Regions from separate parts of the Mus musculus genome. Here region 1 is linked to region 2. The links are chromatin contacts, found by Hi-C or POLR2A ChIA-PET in ENCODE. All regions are on one chromosome and are shown on one strand. The core of a region is the stretch at or near the end of the contact, and the rest is flanking DNA. Distances in the headings are between cores, read along the strand shown.

The links. Hi-C counts contacts between places; a loop is a spot of excess contacts on that map. ChIA-PET counts read pairs that join two places held with the same protein, here RNA polymerase II (POLR2A).
Region 1: POLR2A ChIA-PET joins it to region 2 with 65 read pairs in Patski. The contact joins the promoter of Dhx16 here to the promoter of Mdc1 in region 2. A Hi-C loop is called at or near these places in 27 of 37 maps with a recorded cell type or tissue (CH12.LX, CH12F3, Patski and 10 more). POLR2A ChIA-PET finds 5 or more read pairs at or near these places in 5 of 5 experiments (Patski and embryonic stem cell).

The regions. Positions count from the first base shown.
Region 1 is chr17:35,878,339-35,881,038 of GRCm38, forward strand. It overlaps Dhx16 (DEAH (Asp-Glu-Ala-His) box polypeptide 16), which reads left to right and starts at 1,440. Exons shown (of 20, transcript NM_026987.2): 1 at 1,440-1,780. The coding sequence starts at 1,574.
Region 2 is chr17:35,840,083-35,842,782 of GRCm38, forward strand. Mdc1 (mediator of DNA damage checkpoint 1) reads left to right here and starts at 1,416. Exons shown (of 16, transcript NM_001010833.2): 1 at 1,416-1,597.

The sequences.
Region 1 (2,700 bases), core at 190-2,689, 38 kb after region 2:
AGCCAGGGCTATACAGAGAGACCCTGTCTCAAAAAAACAAAACAAAAAACAAACAAACAAAAAGAGTTCAAGGTTGCGGGGGTGGGGGGTGGGGGGTAGGGAGGATACTGGGGTGGGGAGGTGCCCTCTCAGAGGAGAAGGGGAATAGGGGGAGAAACTCTTTCAGGGGGGACCAGGAGGGGGCAGCTTTGAGGATGTAAGTAATTAAGTGCGTAAGTAAATAAATAAATAAATAAGAGTTCAAAGTTATCTTTAGCTATGTAGTACATACAAGGCCAGCTAATTGTACATGAGTCCCGTGTTTTTTTGTTTTTTGTTTTTGTTTTTTAAATGGTGAACTGGAGAGCTGGCTTCTCAATTAAGAACACTTAGGTTTAACTCCCAGCACTCACGTGATGTCTCAAAAACACCCCTAACTACATTTTCAGGAGATCCAATGCCCTCCTCCAGATTCTGAGTGGTATACATACTTGCAAGTAAAATGCCTACACACACACACACACACACACACACACACACACACACACACCCAATAGAGGGGCTGGAGAGATGATTCAGTGGTTAAGAGCACTTGCTGCTCTCAGAAGACTGGTGTTTGGTTCCCAGCACCTATATCAGGCAGGTCCCAACCACCAGTAACTCCAAGTTCAGAGAGACACAATATCTCTGACCTAAAAGGGCACACACACACACACACACACACACACCACACACACACACACACATACTGTGCAGATAAATTCATGCAGGCAAACCCACATGCACATTAAATAAATAAATATTAAAATCTTATGATACCCAAACTCCCACCTAAATGTATTTATTATGTACCTTTAGTTTTTGTTGTTTTAATTTTTAATATTTTAAGTTAGGCCGGGCGTGGTGGTGCACGCCTTTAATCCCAGCACTCGGGAGGCAGAGGCAGGCAGATTTCCGAGTTCGAGGCCAGCCTGGTCTACAAAGTGAGTTCCAAGACAGAGAAACCCTGTCTCGAAAAACCAAAAAAAAAAAATTTATTTTTAAAAAAATTAGGTGTATGTGTGTTTGTGTATGAGCACGTGCACACAAGTGCAGGTGTCAGAAGAGACCAGAGGTGGTAGATCCTCCTGGATCTGGAGATATACGTGGTTGTTGGTGAGGGATGTGGGTGCACCGAATCGAACTCGACTTCGCTGAGCCGTCTCTCCAGCCCTTTGTTATATATCTTGTTTTCCTAACCCTGATTTGTACGTCTTTTATTTATCCCAGCTGTGGGAACTAGTTAGTCATCACTGACAGCTTGTATTGATAGAGAACTGCACCCGCGCACAGATCATTAGGGGGCGACGGAGAGCTTGGACGAGGCTGTGCATGAAAGCCTCTTGCACTTAGCGTCGGGAAAGAGGCTGCGCGATTTGAACCCGCCCAGCCACCGTCGATCCCTGGCCGGAAGAGCGCGACTCTTTCCGGGTTTCGCGGTCTGTGGAATTGGAGTCTCTACGGCAGCCGGAGCGAGGCGGTAGTACCGCAGGCTCTGTCCCCGCCGCAGTCCTGGCCGTTCCGCGGTTGCGCGCCCGGAGCAGGACGCGTCGCCATGGCGACGCCGGCGGGGCTGGAGCGGTGGGTGCAGGAGGAGCTGCACTCGGTGCTGGGGCTGAGCGAGCGGCACGTCGCGCAGTTCCTGATCGGCACCGCACAGCGCTGCGCCTCCGCCGAGGAGTTCGTGCAGCGCCTGCGGGACACCGACACCCTGGACCTCGGGGGGCCGGCGCGGGACTTCGCCCTGAAGCTCTGGAGCAAGGTGTGTGCCGCCGGGGCAGGCCACTCACAGCCGAATTGGCTCGTACGCAGTGTGGCTGTCTATTCTGTGATAGCCTGCAACTTTCAATATAGTACACAGGCTGGCTTAGAACTTGCAGCGAGCCTCCCTGGTAGTGGGGTGACAGAGAGACCTTTCATTCTTGGTTCCGCCCACCATTTAATTTTTTTCCTCTGTTATCTAGATATCATGCTAGGTGTTGGGTGTATACAGGTCTGTGGAGAAGACTCGAGATGGGGCTCTACATACATGTTTAAGCTAGAGCCATTGTTAGTTACAGCACATACCCCAGGCCTAAGGATGTAGCTCAGTTGGTAGAATGTTTGTCTAGCATACAGTAAGCCTTGGATTCAATCCCCAGCCCTGGGAAAGAGTCACTGAGAACAGAGCTAGGAGAATTAGCATTTAGGAAATAGGATCGAGGCTGGGGAGGGATGGCTTAGCAGTTAAGACCCCTTGTGCATCTGGAAGACTTGAGTTCAGTTCTCAGCAACCAGGCCTAGTGGCACACAACCATCTGTAATTCCAGCTCCAAGGAGATCGGAGGGCTTCTGGCCTTTGCCAGGTACCCCATACACATAAATAAATGAAAAATAAATCATGAAAAGAAAATGGGTTTTAGAACATAAACTACTTAAGCTCAGAACCAATACTTTAAAAAAAAAATTCTATCGTGGGGCAAGAAGAGATGGCTCAGGGATTAAGACCACTTGCTGTTCCTCTAGAGGAACCAGGTTCAATTTCTAGAACCCACGTGGCAACTCACAACTGTAACTCCAGTTCTATGAGATTCAGCACCCTCACACACAGCTCACGTTGCAGGCAGAACACCAGTGCACATAAAAATAAAAGTAAGTCATTAAAGTTAGGAAGAAGTTTTAGTTCGTGCATATGCCCGTGTG
Region 2 (2,700 bases), core at 166-2,665:
AAAGGGAAGGGTCTAGTAAGCAGTATCTAGAATGTAAGCAGTATCTAGAATGTAGTAAGCAGTATCTAGAATATAATCGTGTTGTACCAGTGAAAGGAAGGAGGATCCCTGTGAGTTCAAGGCTGACCTGCTAAGTTAGTTAGTTCGAGGTTAGCGGAGGCACATAGTGAGACCCTTCTTTGGCTTAAAGAAAATGAATCAAAGACATGCAATCAACATACAGCTCAAGTCATCTTTTAAATAAAAGAACATTTAACCGGGTAGTGGTGGTGTACACCTTTAATCCCAGCACTTGGGAGGCAGAGGCAGGCAGATTTCTGAGTTCGAGGCCAGCCTGGTCTACATAGTGAGTTCCAGGACAGCCAGGGCTACACAGAGAAACCCTGTCTCGAAAAACAAAAAACCAAAACAACAACAACAACAACAAAGAACATTTAAGTTACATCAATACTCCTTTATTCATTAAAAATATTTCAATTTTGGTTATGCCAACAATGAAAGCGATTATTGATTATTTCGTGCTACTTGAATTTGTCTCATTTACTTTAGGAACACGGATAAGTCATCCAACTTAAAGCTTCAAACGTCTGGCGATTTATTATGGACATATTGAAAAAACCAACGGGAAAGAACTATACAAGCCACTTTCCTGGAATACCTTCATGTTTTATTATAATGAAATAAATTATTTTATTATACTTTTCTCCTCTTTTGAAAGACGACGACAGACTTTGAGGTTTTAGCAAAACAGCTTGCTGTATTTAGGATCTTCCATTTAGGAAGATGACCTCAAAATGTCCGTCATTGGCCAGGCGTGGTGGCACACGCCTTTAATTCCAGCACTCGGGAGGCAGTGGCAGGCGGATTTCTGAGTTCGAGGCCAGCCTGGTCTACAAAGTGAGTTCCAGGACAGCCAGGGCTATACAGAGAAACCCTGTCTCGAAAAACCAAAAAAAAAAAAAAAAAAAAAAAGTCCGTCATTTTATACATTAATACGTACATACATAGATGTGGAAGAAAAGCAAGTAAACAGTCCAAATCAAACGGAAATAAAATCCCTCTGCAATAGGGAGTTCTAAAGTGCCACGCCTACAGGGTGTTTTCCAATCTGCAGCCTCCAGCCACGACTGCTGCCTGCAACCCCCCATTTCTCGTGAGTCAGCTGGCGCCATTTCTGGGATGACCGAGAAGGGCGCTCTGGCCTTGGAATGACTTCTATGATAGAGCCCTTCTAGCCGCCGCCGGTAACTGGCGCCAGACTCTCTGGTAGGCGTTTGGAAATCTGCGCGGGAAGTAGTCCGTGGATGACGTAGCGACGGAGGGTTGGCCTAGGGCACTACCCAATCACGGTGCGGGATTCTCAGGCCACACCCTCCTGATTAGCGTTTTCTTCAGCCTGTTTCCCGCCGGTAGCCGCACATTTGAGCTGTGAGGAGGTGAGGCAGGGGCGGGGCTTCCGACTTGAATCAATCGGCGCGCTTCCAGCAGTAAAAGACAGTTCCAGGAGCCAATCAGCCCACCGACTCTCTTCCGGGATTCGCACTCCCGCCACCTGGTAGCGGCCGTTACTGGTGGCGCGCGCGCGCGGATTCAGTCGGTGAGTTCGGCAGCCCGCGCCCGGGTTACCATCTTTGATTCCTCCTGAGGGCGGGAGGGGCGTGCCCTAGGTGTCACTGGGCTGAGGTAATTTGGGTTGCGGTTTTAGGTTTTTTTATGCTAATCCTTGCTTGGCGCCCTGGCCCGGGTGTAGGTTTGGTGACACGGAAACCTTAGGCCACGAGGGAACGAACTCCAGCGTAGGTACCAAAGATGGTTGCCCTTCACTTGGAGCAAAGGGTCGTAGGCGTCTGCTGGGTTGGCAGGACGGAGTTTACTTCTTGGGGTACACTACTTTTCCTTTCAGCGTTTTCCCCGTGTGTGACATCTTTATAGGTAAAATCCACCCATGCAGTTTTGAATTTCTGTCTCTAGTTTGTCTGTTAGTAACGCCGGCTATGTAGTTACCATGAGAGCAGGATTCATTTTGAGGATGCATGCCCAAATACTGACCGGTACCAGGTGTGCATAATTCCTGCAGAGTAAATAGGACGGACCCGAGTAGGGGAGGTGGGGATGTAGATACAGTTCCACCCGTACTGATCTGGAAAGAGATGTCAAAGACAGAAAGGGGGCCGGGCGGGCGTGGTGGGGCACGCCTTTAATCCCAGCTCTGGGGATGCAGAGGCAGGCAGATTTCTGAGTTGGAGGCCAGCCTGGTGGTCTACAGAGTGAGTTCCAGGACAACCAGGGCTACACAGAGAAACCCTGTCTCGAAAACAAGCAAACAAAGACAGAAAGGGTCTTGCCAAGGAGCTACTTTAATTCTGTGAACTTAGCAGCCACGAGAAAACGCTAGGAGTGATTTAGAGACGGTCCTTAACCCATCTATGTTGACGTTTCTCATCTGGGAAAAAAAAAAAAAAAAGAACAACCATACTTTTACAGGGTTCTTCTCAAGAACAAATGAATCAGTCAACCTAATGTGTTAAAACTGTTTAACATATAAACCCCTCTTTATATGTTAGCTTCTCTGGTTCTTTGCACTTCAAGCTGAAGTATGCTGATGAGAGTGTATAAACTGGGGGCTTTGTGACTCATTTCTATTTACATGCTGTGTTATTCTGAGCAAATCAATTTTTGGAGTTATTACTTCCCTGTCTC